Regions from separate parts of the Homo sapiens genome. Here regions 2, 3, 4 and 5 are each linked to region 1. The links are chromatin loops, found by intact Hi-C in ENCODE. Cell type or tissue: Caco-2. All regions are shown on one strand. Region 1 overlaps CFTR (CF transmembrane conductance regulator). Region 2 overlaps CFTR (CF transmembrane conductance regulator). Region 3 has its middle 27 kb from the start of CFTR-AS2. Region 4 holds the start of CFTR-AS2 (CFTR antisense RNA 2). Region 5 has its middle 43 kb from the start of CFTR-AS2.

Region 1 (5,000 bases):
AAAGGAGCACTTGCATGAACACCTCTAAATTACCTTATTACCTTCTAAATTAGGTGTGAAGTCTAACTTCTAAATTATGAGTGAAATCCACTGCAATTCTTGTTATTTGGATGGAATCCTAGGTATGTGGTCCAGTTCATGAGTTGAACAAAAGCATGCTCATTTAGGCCAGGTAGAAAGAAATAAAGACCTATGTTTTACATGTCTCATAACCACTGAAGGTCCTTCTCATAAGCAGTGCTTATGGGTATTAACGACCTCTCTATATTTTACTTCTCCAGTGCCTAAGTAGCCGAGTCCACTGAGTCCTGCTACATCTCCTCCAACATGTCAGCATTTTTTTCACAGGCCTTTTGTTACTCTAGATCAGAAATGTTGATAGCAACAGTTCCTTGAGGGCAGCAGCTAGCATGATGCCAGCCAACAGGAACCACCAAATGGTTCTTAATATAAATTACTACTTATTAATCTATTTACTTTGTGCATTTGGAGTTTTGCATGTAAAGTCCTATTTATGTCCATATGGTAGATAAATGGAACAAATGAATAACAGAAGTAACCATTTTGATACTTTAGATATAGATAATATTGGATTATTTCTGGATTGTGAAAGAAGAAGGAAGAAGCATATGGAAGAGAAGTTTTAGTAGAGGGGAGGAAGGAGGAGGTGGAAACGAATGTACAAGGATGGGAGGAGAAAAGGGAGAGAGACTTTTTTTTTTTTAAGGCGAGAGTTTACTACCTATCTAACTCTTCGCATTCTTGAAGTCTCAGACCAAATCCCATCGGTTTGAAAGCCTCTAGGGTATTCTATCTATTGTATACTTCTGTTATGTACAAAATTAATTTGCCAATTAATTGTGAACTGTTTTATAAACTATCTTAAAATGGTTAGTTAAATCTTTGGGATAGTATTTAGCTTTCTCCAGGATTATGACTTACCTTCTAAATTAGACATACAATGCCTAGGAGTCAAGGACTATTTTGCATAAATTCCAGTCTTCTTTTACAATGCCTAGAATGATTGTTACCACAGAAATATTCATTACCTGGGAGAAAGGATGACAGGAGGGGCAGAATGAATGGAGAGAGGTCGTGAGAATGAGGTGCTGAGGATGGACGAGGAAGAAAGCTGTTTTAGTTGGGAGGATAGGTGACAGAAGCATGGAAAGGAATTGCCTTGGACCCATGGAAGCCCAGTGAAGATACTTAGATCCTGCAGGGGTGTGAATAATGTTCTTTTAGTTTCTCTTCTTAGGAGGTTTGTTCATTTTGGGAGATTTCTTTTGAAAAGAGTGAACTTAAATTGGAGAAAAGTACATTTTAGTATGTTGATAACATTTGAATTTGTAAAATGGACCTATGGATGATCTACACATATTTATATACCCATAAATATACACATATTTTAATTTTTGGTATTTTATAATTATTATTTAATGATCATTCATGACATTTTAAAAATTACAGAAAAATTTACATCTAAAATTTCAGCAATGTTGTTTTTGACCAACTAAATAAATTGCATTTGAAATAATGGAGATGCAATGTTCAAAATTTCAACTGTGGTTAAAGCAATAGTGTGATATATGATTACATTAGAAGGAAGATGTGCCTTTCAAATTCAGATTGAGCATACTAAAAGTGACTCTCTAATTTTCTATTTTTGGTAATAGGACATCTCCAAGTTTGCAGAGAAAGACAATATAGTTCTTGGAGAAGGTGGAATCACACTGAGTGGAGGTCAACGAGCAAGAATTTCTTTAGCAAGGTGAATAACTAATTATTGGTCTAGCAAGCATTTGCTGTAAATGTCATTCATGTAAAAAAATTACAGACATTTCTCTATTGCTTTATATTCTGTTTCTGGAATTGAAAAAATCCTGGGGTTTTATGGCTAGTGGGTTAAGAATCACATTTAAGAACTATAAATAATGGTATAGTATCCAGATTTGGTAGAGATTATGGTTACTCAGAATCTGTGCCCGTATCTTGGTGTCAGTGTATTTGTTTGCCTCATAGTATAGTTTACTACAAATGGAAAACTCTAGGATTCTGCATAATACTGGACAGAGAAGATGTAAATATCTGTTAGTTCCATCATAGACCCTGCCACTCCAATGTACACACCAGCTTTAGGCTTCTTGGTATAGATAAACATACATTTTCAAAATTTTTCATCATAATTTTCATAACAAAATAGGAAGGCAAATGATGTCACTTGGCTTAAAATCTATAATATTTAAAATAAACAGGACAAATGCATTAACATTGTTGGGGGAGGAGGTCCCTTAGTAGAAACACTCTTGGTCCAAGCATTTTAAAGCTGTCAAAGAGATGTAAATATAGATAATGTATGTCAAGGAGAGAGCTTTGTGGTTAAACTGTAACTTTCAGTTTAAACAATTATTGGTGACTCTGATGTCAAATGTTTCTCAAGCTTTATCTGAACAAAATTCTTCTCACTTTGTTGCCAAAGTCGTTAACAAGAAATCACATTGACTCATTGATGTTTTGGCTCCTTTCCCTTACTTTCTGTTGCTTTCCAAAAGCTGAGACAGGAAACTAACCCTAACTGAGCACCTGCAATTGCCTGGTAGTATTCTAGTCATGTGTGTACTTTTGTGTGTATGTAATCCCCTTACAGCTCTGCAAAGTAAGAATTGTTCTCCCTGCTTTACAGAAGAGATCATAAGATAATTGAGGCTGTTAGATGTTAACTTGCCAAAAGCCATACAGGAAAATGGTAGAGTCACAGTTTGAACCAGGTCCTTTTGATTCTTTACATTAAACCATGCTTTGATCTTGGAAATACACTGTAAGGCAATAAATCAATAGATACGGATAATTCACAGGCTTCTAAATAAATGGAAGTTGATTGTTTTTATCTGTGAGCCAAAGTAAGACTTATTCTAAGAATTCCACAAATTTAGATAAGATAGAGTATATGGCTTCTAGACATCCAACATAGAACTGAGTTTGTGTTATCAGTTTAAGATTTGGTTTTGCTGTAAGGTGCACACACTTTGAGGAACTAAAAATAATTGTCTGTTCTTATTCTGATCAGAATGTGTAATGTGTTGTCCAGTTTTGGATGATGAATTTCTTATTTCTAATCTCATAAGAAACTTGTCATAGATGTGAGGGAGAGAATTAAGAACAGAGTGTGGGGAAGAAACTGTGTACATTTTGATGGGATCCATTATGTAGCTCTTGCATACTGTCTTCAAAAATAAGTTACACTATAAAGGTTGTTTTAGACTTTTAAAGTTTTGCCATTGGTTTTTAAAAAAATTTTTAAATTGGCTTTAAAAATTTCTTAATTGTGTGCTGAATACAATTTTCTTTATTACAGAAGTACCAACAATTACATGTATAAACAGAGAATCCTATGTACTTGAGATATAAGTAAGGTTACTATCAATCACACCTGAAAAATTTAAATGTTATGAAGAAATTATCTCATTTCTATTAATATGGGAACTGTGTCTTCATCTTTATTACTGTTCTAAGGTCAACTCAATGTAGATTTTACTTGCTTATGGTTTCATATTTTAGCTAAATAGTAAAATAATATGGATATACATTTTGTTGTGACTTACTCATACTTTCCTTATTTGGAACTTTTATGAATATGATATAGAGACTGAAACTACAAGGAACAAAATGCAATATCAATTATACAGTTGTGGCAGCACTGCTATCAATTTGTTGATAGTGGTTAACACTTAGAAAAACATTTTAAAAATAATTTCACATAAGTAATGTAATTTATTAGCTGTCTCTGACATTTTACAGTTTGGAATAGTTTATTTTCTTTTTGGTGTCCTCACCAAAACCCAACATCTTCAAGGGCAGGAACTGTATAATTTTTGCCATTGTATTTTGAGCACATAGCATGGTACTTGCCTCTAAATAGATACTATTGTTAAAATATTTTTTAAGGTAATATTTTAAAGTGTATGCTATGGTACAGTTCAGTTTGTGACTTTTGCTAGTTTATGCCACTTACAGTTAGCAAAATCACTTCAGCAGTTCTTGGAATGTTGTGAAAAGTGATAAAAATCTTCTGCAACTTATTCCTTTATTCCTCATTTAAAATAATCTACCATAGTAAAAACATGTATAAAAGTGCTACTTCTGCACCACTTTTGAGAATAGTGTTATTTCAGTGAATCGATGTGGTGACCATATTGTAATGCATGTAGTGAACTGTTTAAGGCAAATCATCTACACTAGATGACCAGGAAATAGAGAGGAAATGTAATTTAATTTCCATTTTCTTTTTAGAGCAGTATACAAAGATGCTGATTTGTATTTATTAGACTCTCCTTTTGGATACCTAGATGTTTTAACAGAAAAAGAAATATTTGAAAGGTATGTTCTTTGAATACCTTACTTATAATGCTCATGCTAAAATAAAAGAAAGACAGACTGTCCCATCATAGATTGCATTTTACCTCTTGAGAAATATGTTCACCATTGTTGGTATGGCAGAATGTAGCATGGTATTAACTCAAATCTGATCTGCCCTACTGGGCCAGGATTCAAGATTACTTCCATTAAAACCTTTTCTCACCGCCTCATGCTAAACCAGTTTCTCTCATTGCTATACTGTTATAGCAATTGCTATCTATGTAGTTTTTGCAGTATCATTGCCTTGTGATATATATTACTTTAATTATTATTATACTTAACATTTTTATTTACTTTTTGTGTTAGTATTTTATTCTGTCTTCTCCTTAGATAGTAACCTTCTTAAGAAAATATATATGCTAAGTGTTTTACTGGTTTAATATGCTTAGACTACTCATCTACCTCAATACTTCCTTGGAGATCTCCTCCTCAGTCACACAGAGCTCAGGACTTATATTTCCTTGGAACTCCTGTTAGGGTCCAATGTACATGAAATTCCCTAGACAGACAGACAGTCAGTTATATGGCTTGATTTCAAAGTTTCAAAATGATTTAATGGACTATCAAGTAGTTTATTAGGAGAA
Region 2 (5,000 bases), 77 kb after region 1:
CTACCCCAATATCAAAGAGGCTTAAAATCTCCTGGTCGTGTGATGGGCACACAGTTAATTTTTTGTGAACAAACACAGTGTTATGGGCCATTTCTGAATTTATCTCTGAAATCATAAGATTCTTTCTGAGCCATTATCTCATTCTATATTACAGTCAGGTGGAGCCCATCTTACCTCCTCATACTAAATTCTAGACTTCTCAAGGGCAGGAGACAATCATCTGTATATCTCTTTGGCCTTCATACACTCAGGAGTACTTGCCAAAAATAAACATTTAATGCACATTTATTTGAATAATTGATAAGATCCAATACTTCAATAACTTTGTCATATTTTTATAGAATGGGTTTCTATATCTCATTTGCATTTTCAAACTTTACTTTTACTGTCTAGCTTTAAAAAAAAAGCCTTTGACTCTAATACAGCCCTCATATTCTACCCCAATATCTAAGAGGCTTTATATCTCCTAGTGTTGTACCACTATTTTAACTCCAGTATTTTTTACTTCATAGTTTTACCTATTTGTTACAGTTAGTTTTTATGAATTCAAGAGATGAATAGCAATTTTCCATATGTAATTTAAAAAACCCCACAGTTGACTATTTTATGCTATCTTTTGTCCTCAGTCATGACAGAGTAGAAGATGGGAGGTAGCACCAAGGATGATGTCATACCTCCATCCTTTATGCTACATTCTATCTTCTGTCTACATAAGATGTCATACTAGAGGGCATATCTGCAATGTATACATATTATCTTTTCCAGCATGCATTCAGTTGTGTTGGAATAATTTATGTACACCTTTATAAACGCTGAGCCTCACAAGAGCCATGTGCCACGTATTGTTTTCTTACTACTTTTTGGGATACCTGGCACGTAATAGACACTCATTGAAAGTTTCCTAATGAATGAAGTACAAAGATAAAACAAGTTATAGACTGATTCTTTTGAGCTGTCAAGGTTGTAAATAGACTTTTGCTCAATCAATTCAAATGGTGGCAGGTAGTGGGGGTAGAGGGATTGGTATGAAAAACATAAGCTTTCAGAACTCCTGTGTTTATTTTTAGAATGTCAACTGCTTGAGTGTTTTTAACTCTGTGGTATCTGAACTATCTTCTCTAACTGCAGGTTGGGCTCAGATCTGTGATAGAACAGTTTCCTGGGAAGCTTGACTTTGTCCTTGTGGATGGGGGCTGTGTCCTAAGCCATGGCCACAAGCAGTTGATGTGCTTGGCTAGATCTGTTCTCAGTAAGGCGAAGATCTTGCTGCTTGATGAACCCAGTGCTCATTTGGATCCAGTGTGAGTTTCAGATGTTCTGTTACTTAATAGCACAGTGGGAACAGAATCATTATGCCTGCTTCATGGTGACACATATTTCTATTAGGCTGTCATGTCTGCGTGTGGGGGTCTCCCCCAAGATATGAAATAATTGCCCAGTGGAAATGAGCATAAATGCATATTTCCTTGCTAAGAGTCTTGTGTTTTCTTCCGAAGATAGTTTTTAGTTTCATACAAACTCTTCCCCCTTGTCAACACATGATGAAGCTTTTAAATACATGGGCCTAATCTGATCCTTATGATTTGCCTTTGTATCCCATTTATACCATAAGCATGTTTATAGCCCCAAATAAAGAAGTACTGGTGATTCTACATAATGAAAAATGTACTCATTTATTAAAGTTTCTTTGAAATATTTGTCCTGTTTATTTATGGATACTTAGAGTCTACCCCATGGTTGAAAAGCTGATTGTGGCTAACGCTATATCAACATTATGTGAAAAGAACTTAAAGAAATAAGTAATTTAAAGAGATAATAGAACAATAGACATATTATCAAGGTAAATACAGATCATTACTGTTCTGTGATATTATGTGTGGTATTTTCTTTCTTTTCTAGAACATACCAAATAATTAGAAGAACTCTAAAACAAGCATTTGCTGATTGCACAGTAATTCTCTGTGAACACAGGATAGAAGCAATGCTGGAATGCCAACAATTTTTGGTGAGTCTTTATAACTTTACTTAAGATCTCATTGCCCTTGTAATTCTTGATAACAATCTCACATGTGATAGTTCCTGCAAATTGCAACAATGTACAAGTTCTTTTCAAAAATATGTATCATACAGCCATCCAGCTTTACTCAAAATAGCTGCACAAGTTTTTCACTTTGATCTGAGCCATGTGGTGAGGTTGAAATATAGTAAATCTAAAATGGCAGCATATTACTAAGTTATGTTTATAAATAGGATATATATACTTTTTGAGCCCTTTATTTGGGGACCAAGTCATACAAAATACTCTACTGTTTAAGATTTTAAAAAAGGTCCCTGTGATTCTTTCAATAACTAAATGTCCCATGGATGTGGTCTGGGACAGGCCTAGTTGTCTTACAGTCTGATTTATGGTATTAATGACAAAGTTGAGAGGCACATTTCATTTTTCTAGCCATGATTTGGGTTCAGGTAGTACCTTTCTCAACCACCTTCTCACTGTTCTTAAAAAAACTGTCACATGGCCAGGCACAGTGGCTTACATCTGTAATCCCAATACTTTGGGAGGCTGAGGTGGGGGGATTACTTGAGGCCAGGAATTCAAGACCAGCCCAGGCAACATAGTGAGGCCCCATCTGTCTTTATTAAAACAAAACAAAACTGTCACAGCTTCTTTCAAGTGATGTTTACAAATTCCCTATGGTTTAGTCACAAGGAAGTTCTGAGGATGATGTATCACGTCATTTCTGTTCAGGCTTTTGAGCCTCCTGGAGGTAAATGGTTTCCTTACTGAAGGCTTGTTATTACCATGATTATCACTAAGCTTGAAGTAACAAATTAGGGGGGCAGACTCACAACCTCTTGCCCTGCCATGGACAAGTTCAAGAATCTAAGTAAAGTCCTCTATTGTCTGATCTTGGATTTGCTCAACCTGAACAAGCCAAGGAGGTGTATTAAACTCAGGCACATCCTGACCAATTTGGAATTCTTAAGCTTCAGATCACTGTGGAAGAGGCTCAACTCTTTATGGTGCTGTAGACTTACGCTCATTTTCTAGGTAATTTATAAGGGACCTAATATTTTGTTTTCAAAGCAACTTCAGTTCTACTAAACCTCCCTGAAGAATCTTCCAGCTGCTGAGTAGAAAATCACAACTAATTTCACAGATGGTAGAACCTCCTTAGAGCAAAAGGACACAGCAGTTAAATGTGACATACCTGATTGTTCAAAATGCAAGGCTCTGGACATTGCATTCTTTGACTTTTATTTTCCTTTGAGCCTGTGCCAGTTTCTGTCCCTGCTCTGGTCTGACCTGCCTTCTGTCCCAGATCTCACTAACAGCCATTTCCCTAGGTCATAGAAGAGAACAAAGTGCGGCAGTACGATTCCATCCAGAAACTGCTGAACGAGAGGAGCCTCTTCCGGCAAGCCATCAGCCCCTCCGACAGGGTGAAGCTCTTTCCCCACCGGAACTCAAGCAAGTGCAAGTCTAAGCCCCAGATTGCTGCTCTGAAAGAGGAGACAGAAGAAGAGGTGCAAGATACAAGGCTTTAGAGAGCAGCATAAATGTTGACATGGGACATTTGCTCATGGAATTGGAGCTCGTGGGACAGTCACCTCATGGAATTGGAGCTCGTGGAACAGTTACCTCTGCCTCAGAAAACAAGGATGAATTAAGTTTTTTTTTAAAAAAGAAACATTTGGTAAGGGGAATTGAGGACACTGATATGGGTCTTGATAAATGGCTTCCTGGCAATAGTCAAATTGTGTGAAAGGTACTTCAAATCCTTGAAGATTTACCACTTGTGTTTTGCAAGCCAGATTTTCCTGAAAACCCTTGCCATGTGCTAGTAATTGGAAAGGCAGCTCTAAATGTCAATCAGCCTAGTTGATCAGCTTATTGTCTAGTGAAACTCGTTAATTTGTAGTGTTGGAGAAGAACTGAAATCATACTTCTTAGGGTTATGATTAAGTAATGATAACTGGAAACTTCAGCGGTTTATATAAGCTTGTATTCCTTTTTCTCTCCTCTCCCCATGATGTTTAGAAACACAACTATATTGTTTGCTAAGCATTCCAACTATCTCATTTCCAAGCAAGTATTAGAATACCACAGGAACCACAAGACTGCACATCAAAATATGCCCCATTCAACATCTAGTGAGCAGTCAGGAAAGAGAACTTCCAGATCCTGGAAATCAGGGTTAGTATTGTCCAGGTCTACCAAAAATCTCAATATTTCAGATAATCACAATACATCCCTTACCTGGGAAAGGGCTGTTATAATCTTTCACAGGGGACAGGATGGTTCCCTTGATGAAGAAGTTGATATGCCTTTTCCCAACTCCAGAAAGTGACAAGCTCACAGACCTTTGAACTAGAGTTTAGCTGGAAAAGTATGTTAGTGCAAATTGTCACAGGACAGCCCTTCTTTCCACAGAAGCTCCAGGTAGAGGGTGTGTAAGTAGATAGGCCATGGGCACTGTGGGTAGACACACATGAAGTCCAAGCATTTAGATGTATAGGTTGATGGTGGTATGTTTTCAGGCTAGATGTATGTACTTCATGCTGTCTACACTAAGAGAGAATGAGAGACACACTGAAGAAGCACCAATCATGAATTAGTTTTATATGCTTCTGTTTTATAATTTTGTGAAGCAAAATTTTTTCTCTAGGAAATATTTATTTTAATAATGTTTCAAACATATATAACAATGCTGTATTTTAAAAGAATGATTATGAATTACATTTGTATAAAATAATTTTTATATTTGAAATATTGACTTTTTATGGCACTAGTATTTCTATGAAATATTATGTTAAAACTGGGACAGGGGAGAACCTAGGGTGATATTAACCAGGGGCCATGAATCACCTTTTGGTCTGGAGGGAAGCCTTGGGGCTGATGCAGTTGTTGCCCACAGCTGTATGATTCCCAGCCAGCACAGCCTCTTAGATGCAGTTCTGAAGAAGATGGTACCACCAGTCTGACTGTTTCCATCAAG
Region 3 (5,000 bases), 85 kb after region 1:
AGAAACTGCCAAACTGTCTTCAAAGTGGCTGTACCATTTTGCAGTCCCACCAGTAACGAATGGGAGTTGTGGTTGCTCCTTATCATTGCCAGCATTTGGTGTCCTCGGCGTTTTAGAATTTGGCCATTCTAATAGTTTTGTGGTGGTATCTCATTGTTATTTCAATTTGCATTTCCCTGATGACATGATGTGGAGTATGTTTTCATATGCTTATTTGCCAGCTGTGTATCTTTTTTGGCAAGGCATCTGTTAAGGTCTTTGGCCCGTGTTTTGATCAGGTTGTGTCTTGTTGTTGAGTTCCTTTACTGGATTTCTTTTGTTAGCATGGTATAACTTTATCCATCCCTTTATTAATCTACCTGGGGCTTTAAATTTAACTAGGTTTCTTATAGACATCATGTAAGTCTTGCTTTTTGATTCACTCTCACAATCTTTGTTTTTTAGCTCTTGACATTTAAAATGATTATTGATATAATTGGATTAATATCTACCATATTTATTCCTGTTTTCTGTTTGTTTCCTTTGTTCTTTATTCCTATTTTTACTTTCCCCATTTTTTTGCCTTTTTAAATTTTATTGAGCATTTTACAGGATTCTATTTTCTCACCTTCTTAACATAGCAATTCTTCTTTTTTTAAACTTTTTTAGTGGTTGCCCTACAGTTTGCAATAAACATTTACAAGTGACCTATGTGCCTTTAAATAACAATATTCCATTTCATATCAGTGCAAGTACCTTAAATTACAAATTTCTAGCTTCTGTCCCTTTTACCATTTCAGGTATTCATTTCATTTATATATTAGCTTATATATATCCCTACACTTGATTTTTCCTCATATGAGATTTTCTTTCCTCTTTCCCATTTAAAAAAATAAAATAAACTATTATAGCCACAGACTTTCTATTTTTATTTGTTTTCTGTATTGAAGTCTTGATTTTGGGGCTTTACTTGTCCCTGTCTATGCCCACTCCTATCTGACACACACTTTCTTAATTTATTTCCTAGTTGTTTCACTTTGTTTATCTTCATTATGAGGAAAAAAAGCCAAAACCTGAAATGAATATGCTTCCTTCCAGTAACCAGGGACCTTCCATGGTTGGGAAATTGTTACCTATTCGAGTGAAAGGCTAATAAAACCCCCAAGGTAAATATTTTAGTACTTCACTAAAGAAAGAACCTCAAATACTATGTGGAAGACAATTTAAAATGAGGTTTAAAGAGCTCAATATAAAAACCTGTTTGACCTGTTAAAACAGGTGTGGACAATCACAATTCCCTATTTAAAAATACAGTGAAAAAACCTACAAATGCAAGACAAATACATTGGAGCATGAGAACTCCAAATTGTTAGGTTAGGAATTAGAAGCTGTTCCCAGTGTGTAGAGCTAAGAGACCCAAGTCATTGTCAGTTGACAGGGAGCCGGGACTCAATACCTGTGTACTTTCTCAGAGAAAGGAGAGGTCTTGGCAAAATTTTGGGTTTATCCTTAATTCCATACAATGGGAATATTCAATTGCTCTTTAATCACTCAGTATTGATAGGGACAGGGGGCAGAGAAATTCTAGGCAGAAAAGGGCGGGACCCTGGTGAAACCCCACCCTCAATCCGAAAAACCTGAAACTGCCACCGAAAGTGAGAACTTCTATCCCTGTTTTCCCACTCGAATGTTGCCTTTTTCTAAACTACCCGTGGCCTGCTCCACCCCCATCCTTTGCCTATAAAAACCCCAGACTCAGTTGGTAGATGGGACTATAACTGGACATTGGAGAGAAGTGGCTTGACTTCAGAGCGACAGCTTGACAGCATACTTTGGAGAAGAATCTGAGAGGAGAAGGCAAGACTTCAGGGGAAGATTACCTATCTGCCCTGTCCCCTGTTCAGCTCTATTTCCCACTGAAAGCCACTTTCATCAGCAATAAAATCCCTCATTTACCATCCTTCAATTCGTTCATGTGACCTCATTTTTTCTGGACGCCAGACAAGAGCTTGGAGGCCACGAGTATGGATACAAAAGGCTGTCACACTGGCTGTTTGCCCTTGCTGGTGGAGGGCAGCTGCCTCACATGAAAAGGCAAAGAGCTCACTGAGCTGTTAACACTTAAGCCTTCCGCAGACGGCAGAGCTGAAAGAGCACTGCAACACACCCTCTGGGCCTCAGGCTCTCAGGCACTCCTACCTGGTTGCGCCGCTGGGCCCGCACAGAGTTTGCTACTGCCGGCACCTGAAAGCGGTTGGCTGGTTCCTGCACTCGCTCGTTCTGGTTCCTGCACTTATTCATTCGCACGCTCCCTCCCACAAGGGGTAGACGGGGCGGGATGGGTAAATGAGGCACCCCTGTCTCAAGTCCCGTGAAGGCGTCAGGGAAATAATCTGCTTCAGTTTCTCTAGTTGTAAAATGGTTAAGAACATTATGAAAGGTGGTCAACAACTTTATAAGTGAATATGCTAATGCTGGCCTTAATTCTAAAATGCTACTTGGATCAAAAGTTATGATTCAGTTCCAATACATCTTCTATTCATTGAAGTACAGAATCTGTACACAAAGTACAATTGTATCTTCAAAAACTGCCACCTTGTGGAGATTTGGTTTTATTGTTAAGACAGCCAGTGCCAACAACAGAAATGAGTACAGAGCCTCACATACTAATGTAAGTGAATCTCAAAGACATTTTATCTTTAAGCCATTTTGAAAAGTAGAAATTAAGCCTGAATAGTTTTGGGGCACAAATTGCTCTTTAACTCTCTTCTTTCCCATTCACCTTTGTCACTGATGGAATAATAGAAGGAGCAATCTTTATCAGCAATGGCAGATGTGCTGATAAATGAAACCAAAACTGAATTGACAAATATTGACACAAATACTTATAGAAGCAATTTAAAAATCTACCTTGCAATTAATCCTTATGAAATTTAAGTCATAATTTACTAAAAATTATAATATAAAGAAATAAACTTTCTCTGTTTTATTAAAAGAAAGGATCAATACATTTGGCCACAATTGATTGGCCATAATTTTTGTCAATGTTCTATAAGCTAATTGAAAATAAGACTATTTTAAATATAATTATCTCCCTTCTCCTTTGCCTTTTCATTGGCAGCAGGTGCCATGGGCTTATTCATATTCTAAAAGAGAAGTTGTGTGAGCAAATTTGTCATCATAGGCAATCCTCTTGTAAGGAAAAAATTATGATTTGATTTTTATTTTCTCTTATCTCCTAATTGGGTCAGATACTCCAGTGTCCTCGGGGAGCCAAACCAGGAGCCAGTGTGTCCTTACACAAACACAGCTTCCTTCCTGCTTGGAGCTCACACCAAGCATTTGCATTTGAACCAAGCAATGTTGACAGGCTATTGAGCCACAGAAGTTAAACATTCCAAGTGAGCCTGAGACGACCATTACATTCTTTTACATTTTCTGGTCGATTAAAATTTTAATTGTTTAAAATTTCAAATAGATACAAAAATAGACATAGAGTATAATAAACTTCACACCCCTGTCACTGAACTTCAATAGTTATCAGCTCACAGTCAATCTTATTTCATCTATGCTCCCTCATGCTTCCCTCCTATATTATTTTGTGCAAATCCAAACAGCATATAACTTTAGCTCTATGTGTCTCTAAAAGACACGGCTTTCTCTATCATTCTTTTTCTTTTGAAACTGATCCATATTACCTTTACCAGAACTAGAAAAACAGTCATCTTTAATATCCTCAAATATTCACTCCATGTATAAACGTCATTGTCAGTTTTTTCCCAAATATAGGTAGTCCTCATGTTGCACATTAATATGGCACTATGAAAATCACCATGCAAGATAATTTAAATAATTAATGGGGGAAAAATTGTTCCATGACCTTTAAAAATATTAAAAATTTAAAACTTTCTTACTGTTGGTTATAAACAATAGGGACACAAAAATAGTGAAACATTTAGTAAGTAATTTAAAACATTAGAAACACTGAGAATTAAAATGTTTCTTTTAAACTACTTATCAAGAGTAGTTTGAGCAATACTTGGTTTCTTTTGGTTATGTAACTTGCAATATGAAGAAAGCATCTTTTCTATGCCTGGGCAAGTTGTCATACTCCTTTCTAATTTAGGACCAGCTTCCAACATTGTATCCTTCGTGACTTCAATGTTGTAAAATATCTCCAAGAGTTTGTTTAAGGTAATGATTTTTGCTGATGTCACCTCCTCTGGGGCATCTGACAGGCATTCCTGCTAGGTCAACCTATAGCAGAGGGTGGAAGGGCCCAGAGATGGCAAGAGAGAAAAGGGGGGAACCTTTTAGAGGTGATTAGGCTATGAGGGCTCTGCTTTCATGAATGGATTAATGCCATTACGGCAGTGAGTTCATTATAAAAGGACAAGTTTGGCCCCCTTCTCTCTCTTTCTTGCTCTCTTTTGGCCCTTTTGCCTTCTGCCATGGGATGACACAGCACAAAAACCCTCACCAGATGCTGACCCCTTGATACTGGACTTCCCAGCCTCCAGAACTGTAAGCCAACAAATGTGTGTTCTTTATAAATTACCCCAGCTGTGGCATTCTGTTATAGCAGTACAAAATAGATCAAGACAAAGGGGGATTGCAGGCAGGAAGGGAGCCCCTGACCTCTTAGTTTCACTCATCTGGAATTTAGCCACTACAACACAGAGCTGGGGCTTGAGGGGATAAGAAATGCTATTGACCTGCACTTCCCAGGGTGATAGTACAGTTACAGGCTGTAAACTCAAGGGAGAGGGAATGCCATCATCTTGGCCACATCAGCCTGGAGTAGAGCTTCTATCACACCAAGTTGGGGGAGGGAAGAGGGAGCAGCTTGTGACTGAAGTGCCATAAACTTTTGTTCTTACTGAGATTAGTATATTTTCTGGAATAAACGCTGCTGCTTTTGCTGTATGTGCTTAGGGCCATTTTCAGAGACTTTAAATGATTGATAATTGTTACCAGTAATGGTTATTTTGATGGGTAGTTGGTCCACAGAGCTCCTCACC
Region 4 (5,000 bases), 57 kb after region 1:
TCATTCTACGAATTAGAATGTGTTACTGTGTAAGAGCACTTCTTGTATATGAGAGAAATAGCAACAGTTCCAGTTTAAAGTGATATAAATGGAAACCAAGAAATGTCTTTACTGGGACCAAATCTGGACAGCATTTACTGTATTTTTGCTGGTATTTTCTCTAGTCTTTCCGGGTATATTCACATTTAATGATCACTTTTCTCCCTTTGTGCTAATGGACACTGAATCCATTCCACTACCATAGTTCTTGCTAATACTACTCTACTTTTTACACAAAATTAAAATGCCAGGAGCACCTCCAGGTAGACTGACTATAAATCTAGACTGAAAAAAAAGCTTGTATTTCTTAACAGATTACCTTGTGGAACATTTGCTCCTTTCAACTAATGAGGCACTAAATATTGTAACTGCTCAACTGGTGCTTTTAATTTATTTGTCTAGACTTTGTCATGTTGCCAGAAGCTTTATCCTGGTTGGAGTTTTGAAAACAGTATTGTTTCTTCAGAAAGAAAAAAGGGATTGTCAGATGATCTAAAAATAAAGAAACACTGGAAATACAAGTATCCCAAGGTGATAGCATTAGGCAAGATAAAAATGTTGAAAAGCGAAAAAGAACTGGTTGATAGAGAAGTGTTGTTATTCAGTAGAACCTAAGTCTTGTGGTCCCATTTTTAATGAAAAATGGTGAATTTTTTGGTTTTTATTGTTCTTGTTCACACAAATCTGCCCATTAGAATAAGCCAAGCCCTAAAAATTAATTTCAGTTTCACTGGGAATCCTTTAGTTTATCTACTATGTAGTAGAGAGGTTTTGTTTTATTGCATGTTTGACGTAGGAACGTATATATGCAAGACATGGAGGAAAACCAAGTGGGCCAGAGTTTTGAAAATTCTTTATCTTTTCTTTCTGCCAAAGTGAGTCTCCCAAGTTTGTCTTTTTTTTTTCATTTCCACTCTTCTATGGTTTCTAGCATTATATAAACCAAACAAAAAAAATACGTTCAGAGATTCCTTCAGAAATGCTGGATGATCTTGATATCGATGCTTTTCATATATGTGTTTATGATGCTGGTTTCTGGGGCTGGCTCTCAGTATCACAAAGATGTCTGTAAACAGAATATGCTATTTCTTCTTTGTGACAAATTTTGAACATTATGTGAATGTCCAAGAAAGAGCAAAAGAGGGCAAACTTCTCATACATTTTTGATGTCGAAACCAAGAGACGCTTTTATTTTCCTAACTTTTCTTTGAAAGTTCAAATTAAGTAATTTTATCCTGTCCTAAAGTTTAAAAAGAAAAAAAAAAGGAAGAAGGAATTAAAAATCCAAAGAAAATTATGTTTGTTTGCTTTTCTGTTTTTTTCTTCCTTCCAACTCCGAGACTTTGCAAGGGCATAGTTCTGAAGATCTCTGACACTGAGACATTAGAGATCTCTGTATCAATGGATCATTTGTTTTCAGACATATGAAACAGGAACTTTGAACAAGAAATTTCCCCTCTTTTTCTCATAGTGATCCTGAGACATCAGCTGTGGAATCACAACACGTCATTAGTTTTGGCAGGTCCTTGCAGGTGTTTTGTTTTGTTTTATTAATGTTCTTCCCTCCTGTAGCTAGACAGCAATCTTGGAGAATCTGCCAGCTTGGAAGACTATTGTGTAAATTTCAAGGTGGAGCCTCCTTTAATTTGTTCTGTGTTACCTGTGAGCTGTGAGGTCATGAAGAGGAGACAATGAGGCTAATCATGAGAGCCCCATTGGTTTAGGCAATTAGAACAACAAGATCTAAAATGGTTTATTAGCCTTGAATTGTGTTAAGCACATAATTCATAAAAAACAGAAAAAATATTTTTAAATGTATGTCTAAATCTTCAGTTACAAGTTTGAAAGGTGACAAACTATTCTGAGGAAATGATTAGGCCTATTCTTGCAACGAGTCTTTATGATCTGAAAAGAATCTATGTCCACACATAACTCCCACCTCAAAGATGGGGCATCTTTTGCTCTGGGAGATATCAAATGCGACCAAAACAAGTGTTTGTAGATTTGAATGATGATTCAGCAGTGTAGCAGTTCTCACTCATTTTATAATAATTAACAACTTAATAATTAATTATTAAACTCCTACATGCTTAACATTATAAGTATGATAACTTCTGTGGTTACATAAAAGATATACATAGCACTTGTCCTTGATCTGTCACAGTGAGGTCCCAATCCAACCTATGAGCTTCAAATGAAAAGTTCAAAATTACACTCATTGTCATAAGTCAGAGATCAAAGGAAGAAAGGATTTAACCAAAATGATAAATTAAATATAGGTGATTAAATATAGTCATGGTTCAAGGCATGGGCCAGTTAGGGAGTGTGATGTGGGTAATTATGAAAGGCCAGCTCCCAAGCCCTGTTGTTGCTACTCCCCCACATCAGTCATCCTTCCTTTTTTTCTACTTCTACTGCAGTGCCTTCCTCATCTTTTCCCTTGCATCCCTCCATTATATGAGTCATACAAATTAGACTTTTCAAAGCAACATTAACATTGTGTGAATTTGGGGTTTTTGACTAATCCCAACATTCCACCCCCACATTCCAGTCCCACATGGGATTTGGAGCCTTGTTTATAAACCTGGCACTTCTAATATATCTTATCTTAGAGTAATCCTTGTATTTGTTTAATTTCCACTTAGCATTGTAAATACTTGCAGGTATCCTAGTTAAGAAAGCAAGGTTTAAACACAAAATCATCACCAATTAAAGCAGGCTAGATAAAGAATGTAATAGAAATGCTAGATAAAACAGATTTTTTCTTACTAAGTTTTCTGTCCCTTATAGAGTGCATAACACAATAACTTGCTTGATAAGAATTCAATGTACATTGTTTTGTGCTGAATCACTAAATGCTTGATTTCTGTAACAAGAGATTGTGGTTCCATCAGTATCTGGATTTTAGTCTGTGTAATCTTAGGCAAGTTATTTGATTTCTCTGTGCCTCTGTTTTCTTGTCTGTAAAATGAGTATAATGGTAGTAACTAATTCATTGTGTTTTTGTGAGGATTAAATGAGTTAATAACTAGTACTCCTCCCTGGCACATAGTAAGTACAATATGCTGTGCTGTGGTGGTTGTTATTATTTTTTATAGTTCCTTGAGCAAAAGAAATAATGTCCCCATCTTAGTATAATATTGGAGGTATATACCATAGAAGTGAACAAAAGAATATAGTTTCACAAAGAAAGTGATAATTAAGGCGGTTCATAAAGGGTCATAAAGCTTGTAGATTTTAGAAATGTGGGGGCATGAGGATGTGGAGAGGGTATTCCAGGATGCCAGACAGGGAGATTATGGATGAGTACTAAGATGAGAACTAGAAAAAGCTGAGGGGCAAAAGGTCAGAGGAGGCCACAAGTTAGGGAGTATTAGGAAAAAGAAGTTAATACTTGACAAGTGCCAACATGGCTTCACGAGGAATGGGTTGGGCCTTTTTGAGTGAGGAAGAGGCTGGTGAAAGGGTGGTGGAGGACACTGCTGCTGCTGATGGCATGGGGTGTAGGTGGCAGGAGAGGCAGGGACATGAGCTAGGAAACTCTCCAGCTATGAAGTGATGAGTCTGGAGTAATATAAGGACAGTAGGGGTGGAGTGCTGAACTTAAGGGAGGAGAGAAAAATAATTGGTATGGAAGTAGGTACAATGCAATTTTATTATTTCTGAGCCTAAAAATGTGAAATTTTTGATTATTTGGTCAGACCAGGGAAGTATTTTCTTTTATGCTATCTCTGAAAATGTATACACTAAAAAGTTGTAGTATAAAAAGGTTGTAAAGCATTAAGTAATTTTAGAGGAAACAATAATTTGGATATTTTACATGCAATCATTTATATGCAAATATATGTAAATATTACAAAATTATTCTCTATTTGTTACAAACCTTAAATATTTTTGACTGAGGAATATTTTATTCATCTAATTATAGCTACTTTGTTCTAACTAATAGATATTCTTGAAAACAAAGCAACACTTTTTTGGAGACAGAGTCTTGCACTGTCACCTAGACTTGAGTGTGTTACCTTGAACTCCAGGGCTCCAGTGATCCTCCCACCTCAGTCTCTTGGGTAGGTGGATTACAGGCCCACACTACCATGCCCAGCTGTATTAGTCCATCCTTTCATTGCTATAAAGAAATACCGGAAACTGGGTAATTTATAAAGAAAATAAATGTAACTGGCTCACGGTTCTTCAGGCTGTACGGGAAGCATAGCAGCATCTGCTTCTGAGGAGGCCTCAGGAAGTTTTCAATCATGGTGGAAGGCAAATAAGAAGCAGGCATGTTACACGACGAATCAGGAGCAAGACAAAGTGAGGGAGGAGGTGCCACACACTTTGAAATGAGCAGATCTCATGAGAACAGCGCCAAGAGGATGGTGCTATACCGTTCATGAGAAATCCACCCCCATGATCCAGTTACCTCCCACCAGGCCCCGCCTCCAACACTGGGAATTACAATTCAACATGAGATTTGGGCAGAGACACAGATCCAAACCATACCACCAGCTAATACCAAAAAAAAAAAAAAATTTTTTTTTTAAGACATGGTCTTACTATGTTCTACAGGCTGGTCTTAAACTCCTGGCCTCAAGTGATCCTCCCACCTTGGCCTCCCAAAGCACTGGGAATTCAGACATGAGTAACAGTGCCTGGCCAATACTTATTTTTAAACATTCTCTACCATAAACTTAGGATCTTGATTTGTTCACATTGAACAGATTTTTATTATACAGATTGAATTTATAAGAAAATGTTGCAGACATTGTCAAAAAGGGACGTCCAAACCACTGTGATATTTATAAGCATTTGGGCCACATTTTGATAGAACTATACACGGAGTGTGTGTGTGTGTGTGTGTGTATATATATATACACACACACATTATTTATATATATGTATATATGTATATATATATATGTATTTATATATATATGTGTATATGTATGTACACATTATTTACC
Region 5 (5,000 bases), 100 kb after region 1:
CTGTGGCCTTTTCCACTTTTTCCTTTCTCCTATATTTGAGCAGAAATTCCCAGAAGGGAGTAAAACTTGCTCTACCTATAGAATAGGCAAGAAATTGTTTTCTCTTCCTCCATCCTTCTGCAATATCAAAAAATATCTTTAAGTATTCAAGAGACGTGAACATTATTCCTATTCTCTCCTGGGATTCAGCCATCCAGCCTTCTTTACCCCAGTGGGCCTCAAAGTTCTCTCTCTCTCTTTTTTTTTTTTTTTTTTTTTTTGAGACAGGGTCTCCATCATCCAGGCTGGAATGCAGTGGTGCAATCACTGCAGGCTCAACTTCCCGGGCTTAGGTTATTCTCCCACCTCAGCCTCCTGAGTAGCTAGGACCACAGGTATGTGCTGCCACACTAGGCTTTTTTTTTTTTTTTTTTTTTTTGCATTTTTAGTAGAGATGGGGTTTTGCCATGTTGTCCAGGCTGGTCTCAAACTCCTGGACTCAAGGGATCTACCTGCCTTGGCCTCGAAAAGTGCTGGGATTACAGGTGTGAGCCACCACGCTCAGCCCTTAAAGTTCTCTCTTAATTAATCCTCCTAAGTTTGCTGGGGCAGAGGGAGGGTGGGGCGGATATGGGAGTACTTTATATGTATAAAATTTTGCCATAGGGTAGGTTTTAATTCTCAGTTCTTATGTTTTCATAATTTCTTGGAGTAAAGAACTCCTTCAGGTATTGTTCATGATATATATCTATAACCTCAACTGACTATCTCAATTAAGATTTTGGTACACAATGAGTGTAGGCCACATAATCCTCATCCCTTACGGAATGCTGTTTAGTGAGTGTTATACCTGTCTAGGCATGTTTCTTGTTACACTTATGTAAGTTTTAACTTTCTTGAAGGCTGTCTCAGAATATATTCCTATGGCTCAATGCCTTTTATGTTCTTGGCTTCCCGTCAATAGAGGCCATAGCAATGTGTGCTTGCTCACCTCATCTGCTGTTCAACTGAGCACACATTACCTGGCATGGGGAAATAACTTCAAATTTCTTCAGACAAAGGTCCAACAGGCCAGACAAGCTCATGGCTAGTTCCTTGACCTGAACAATCTTGTTATTTACAGAATCTCCAACATTCAAAATGGAGGAACTTCCAGCTCATGATTAAACTCTTTAGCATTCTTTCAACATTGGCACCATTATATATTTCGATTAACAGCATTTTAAAAAGAGATAGTGTATTAGCTTCCTGGGCTGTTGTGACAAGGGACCACAATCTAGATAGATTAAAAAGCAGTTATTCTCTCACAGTTTTGAAAGTTCTGGAAGTCTGAAATCAAGATATTAGCAAGGCCATGCTCTCTCTGAAGGCTCTAGTGGGGGATTATTTCCTGCTTCTTAGCTTCTGGTGGTTGCTGGTAATCTTTGGTGTTCCTTGGCTTGTAAATGTATCCTTTGAATCTCTGCCTCCATCACATGGCACTCTCCTTCTGTGTGGCTGAATTTCTCTCTTATTATCCTTAAGGATACCTTCATCCATTGTGGCCTCATGTTGATACGATTAAATTTGCAAAGACCCTATTTCCAAGTAAGGCCATATTCACAAGTTTGGATAGACATGAATTTGGGGCATACTATTCACCTCCGTGCAAGTAGTCTTGAAGATTTGCTTCTAAATATAATAAATCCATTTAAATAAAACTAAATGTGATTCAAATAAATACTTATACATAAATAATCACCACTATGTCCCAAGCTCCATCAGCTCCATGTTTATATTTATTCATTTGTTAATTTAACAAATACAGATTAAAAGTCTATCATGTGTTCTGAGCAGTACTGGGGCCAAAATAATGAACCAGAGGGACAAGGTCCCTGTTTACGGGATGTTTATGTTCTAGCTGGGAGAGTGATAAACAAGTATAATTTCATTTGTGCTCTCAAAGCAATATTGAGAACTGACCAAGTGACAGTCACTGAGAATGAAAAAGTGAAAAGAGTAAAGTCCATGTCTTCATAGAACTTACATTCTATTGGTAGGGAGATAATGCATAAATGAGTAGATAAGTACACAAACAAATAACATTAGCTAGTGATAAGTGCTATCAGGAATTAAGAGGCAGGGCAAATGGTTGCAGGGTCAGAGAGCTTTGTGTCTTTTCATCTGAGCCCTGAAGGAAGCCAGGGAATGAGTCTTGTGAATGTTTGGGTTTAGTGTTCTGGTGGGAGGAACTGCAGATACAAAGACCTTGAAGAGAGCAAGTTCCTGGTGTATTTGGGAAGAACAGGAGGCCAGTGAGGCCTCTTGATGTGAATCAGGACAGAGAAAGGGATTGAGTGGTAGCCTGGGGCTCAAACATCCTGGTAAACCATGACAAGAGCTGTTACTCCAAGTACTATGGGAAAGCAAGCAGAGGGTTTTGAGCAGGAGAGCAACATGAATGTACTTGAATTTTAAAGGGAGACCCTCTGGCGACGGTGTGAGTACTGGACTGTAGGGGACAATGGGTGGAGAAGGGGTCACGCTTGGGTGGGATTTTGACTACAGAGCCTGTGGTATTCAGAGAGTGGAAAGTGCTATGAAGTAGACATGGCATGATGGAGAGGGGGGTAGGAAGGAAGGTCATTCATTGGGTAGCTAGCATGTAGAGAGGCTTCACCGAGAAGACGATGTTTTCGCTCATATGTGAATGACTAGAAATCGCCAGCCTTGTGAAGATCTTGGAAGATATTTTCAAGTAGAAGCAAAAATTGGAAAAAGAAAATTGGAAAGCTCTAGCTGTGGTGTGTTGGAGAAAAGAAAGGAGGACAGTTGAAACCTAGTAAGCCAGAAGATGCCCTGTAGGAGACAAAGGAAAACAGGGAGGCAGGGCAGTGTCAGGAAGGCCCCTGTGGTCCTTCCTGGTACTGTGAACTTCCTGAGAGTACTAGAAGAAAGAGTCTCTGTCCATAGCTTGCTGGCGCCTGCTATTTTGTATGGTATAACATTACCCAATGTGAGAGGAGGAAGTGATGAACGTTCTAAGGTGCATAGAGTTAGAGGATGTCTCTCTACAAATTTTACAGGTCACAATTTAAAAATGTCGATGGCCTTACACATAGCAAAATAATTTCTAGGAATTTATCCTACAGAAACAAAATTACAGATACTTAAATTTAGAGCATAAATATTTTACTGTGGCCTTGACTACAATAGCAAAAGTAACCAAAAATAACCAGAAACACCTGGAAACAGTCCATTGTTAAGAAAACAGATGAATAATTTATGGTGTATGTATAAGTGGACATGTATTTAGCTATTAAAATAATGTGTGGGAGCTATATTTGTTGTTGACTTAGAAAAATGTCCACAATTTATATTTCAAATGGTAAATTGACCTACATAAATAATATGTAAATAAAGTATAATACACAAAATATAAAATTATTTTTAAAAACTCACCATGGTGGCTGGGTGCAGTGGCTCTCGCCTATAATCCCAGCACATTGGGAGGCAGGCAGATCATTTGAGGTCAGGAGTTCGAGAGCAGTCTGGCCAACATGGTGAAACCCTGTCTCTACTAAAAATGCAAAAATTATCCGGGCGTGGTGGCGCAGGCCTGTAGTCCCACCTACTTGGGAAGCTGAGGCAGGAGAATCCTTTGAACCCGGGAGGGCGGAGCTTGCAGTAAACTGAGATCTTGCTACTGCACTCCAGCCTGGGAGACAGAGCGAGACTCCGTCTCCAACAAAACAAAACAAAGCAAAACAAAAAAACAACAAAAACACCCACCGTGAGGTGATGGAAGTGTTTTAAATCTTATTTTTGCTGGTAGTTTCACAGGTGTACACAACTGTCAAAACACGTGGAATTATACTTTAAGGAAAGGCAGTTCCTTGAACATAGTTTCTCAAAGTTGAACAAATGTTCTGTATCTTAAAAAGTGTCTGTCTTCTATCATTTTGGTGTGTACCTACATTTGAGTAGGTTTCTATGAGCAAAGGAAGAAAATATAGGAAGATACAGTGGTTACATAGAGATGGGTTTGGAGAGAATGGTACCTAATTTTGTAACCCTAGAGTGTCCTTAGCCCCAAATTCCTGTCCAACCAAAATATCTCAATGTGAAGATACACCTTTGTTGTCTACTGAGCAGAGGTAGCTAAACATTTGGACTGGCTAAGTAAGGAAAATACTTCCCATGTCACTTCTGAACTTTTTGTACATGTGCGAGTTGGGGAGAGGTGGCAAGGACATTCTCCAGCATGGTGGTAGTCAGCTAAAATTAAACTTAAGCCAGTGATTGGAGGATCAACAAAAGGATAATTATCGTTTTGCAGTCTATCATGGAACATAGTGGAAGAACAAGATCTTTGAGGTCAGAAATACCTGAATTTTAACTCCAGCCTTGTCCCTTCCTGGTAGAACAAGTTTTGTGTGGCTTTGGAAAATTAATCTACATGGTCTTTATTTTCCTCAAATGCAAACAATAACTCCCATAGTGTTGTAGTAAAGATTAAATCAGATGAAACGGTCACAGGGCCTTCTATATTGTAGAATGTCAGTACTTGATATCATTATCCACTGTGGAAGAAAAGATTGTAAATTTCTTATTCTGAGGATTAGTGAGTTTAAAGTGCTTATTTGCATGGTTGGCCTAGGTGTTGTTCTTCAAAAAGGACTAATTCTAGACTCTGCTACAAGCCCACTATACAATATTGTTGTGATCTGATAAGCTTTTAAAAATTGAATCTGTAGGCCAGGTGCAGTGGCTCACGCTTGTAATCCCAGCACTTTGGGAGGCCGAGGTGGGCGGATCACGAGGTCAGGAAATTGAGACCATCCTGGCTAACACGGTGAAACCCCATCTCTACTAAAAAAGAATACAAAAAATTTAGCTGGGCATAGTGGCGGGCGCCTGTAATCCCAGCTACTTGGGAGGCTGAGGCAGAGAATTGCTTGAACCCGGGAGGCGGAGCTTGCAGTGAGCGGAGATCGCACCGCTGCACTCCAGCCTGGGCGACAGAGAGAGACTCTGGAAAA

What was found. Peaks named below come from ENCODE experiments on the same cell type or tissue, not always from the same donor. Only the 100,000 strongest peaks of a DNase experiment are listed, where the experiment ranks them.
Region 2: a loop joins it to region 1, with 9 times the contacts of the local background. A loop is called at or near these places in 3 of 110 quality-filtered maps.
Region 3: it touches region 1 in a loop (4-fold over the local background); 3 of 110 quality-filtered maps call a loop at or near these places.
Region 4: it touches region 1 in a loop (10-fold over the local background); 4 of 110 quality-filtered maps call a loop at or near these places.
Region 5: a loop joins it to region 1, with 5 times the contacts of the local background. A loop is called at or near these places in 2 of 110 quality-filtered maps.

Annotation. Positions count from the first base shown.
Region 1 is chr7:117,586,063-117,591,062 of GRCh38, forward strand. CFTR (CF transmembrane conductance regulator) reads left to right here. Exons shown (of 27, transcript NM_000492.4): 12 at 1,677-1,771; 13 at 4,291-4,377. Among named protein-coding and RNA genes, the nearest start is that of CFTR-AS1, 24 kb to the left of the region's middle. RefSeq lists cis regulatory regions at 1,084-2,917, 2,335-2,351, 2,337, 2,376-2,392, 2,820-2,838 and 3 more and enhancers at 1,715-3,387, 1,715-3,228, 2,110-3,222. In Caco-2, no CTCF peak of the experiment used is centred here; a DNase peak (open chromatin) is centred at 2,589.
Region 2 is chr7:117,663,560-117,668,559 of GRCh38, forward strand. It overlaps CFTR (CF transmembrane conductance regulator), which reads left to right. Exons shown (of 27, transcript NM_000492.4): 25 at 1,129-1,301; 26 at 1,900-2,005; 27 at 3,349-5,000. The coding sequence ends at 3,549. Among named protein-coding and RNA genes, the nearest start is that of CFTR-AS2, 19 kb to the left of the region's middle. RefSeq lists enhancers at 2,175-3,287, 2,380-3,579. In Caco-2, no CTCF peak of the experiment used is centred here; DNase peaks (open chromatin) are centred at 1,212 and 2,582.
Region 3 is chr7:117,671,479-117,676,478 of GRCh38, forward strand. No RefSeq gene overlaps it. Among named protein-coding and RNA genes, the nearest start is that of CFTR-AS2, 27 kb to the left of the region's middle. RefSeq lists an enhancer at 2,137-2,710 and a cis regulatory region at 2,567-2,580. In Caco-2, a CTCF peak has its summit at 2,562 (motif pointing left); a DNase peak (open chromatin) is centred at 2,173.
Region 4 is chr7:117,643,127-117,648,126 of GRCh38, forward strand. All of the region lies in intron 23 of CFTR (CF transmembrane conductance regulator), which reads left to right. It overlaps CFTR-AS2 (CFTR antisense RNA 2), which reads right to left and starts at 4,289. Exons shown (of 3, transcript NR_199597.1): 1 at 4,225-4,289. RefSeq lists an enhancer at 1,780-4,390. In Caco-2, no CTCF peak of the experiment used is centred here; a DNase peak (open chromatin) is centred at 2,575.
Region 5 is chr7:117,687,464-117,692,463 of GRCh38, forward strand. No RefSeq gene overlaps it. Among named protein-coding and RNA genes, the nearest start is that of CFTR-AS2, 43 kb to the left of the region's middle. In Caco-2, no CTCF peak of the experiment used is centred here; a DNase peak (open chromatin) is centred at 2,148.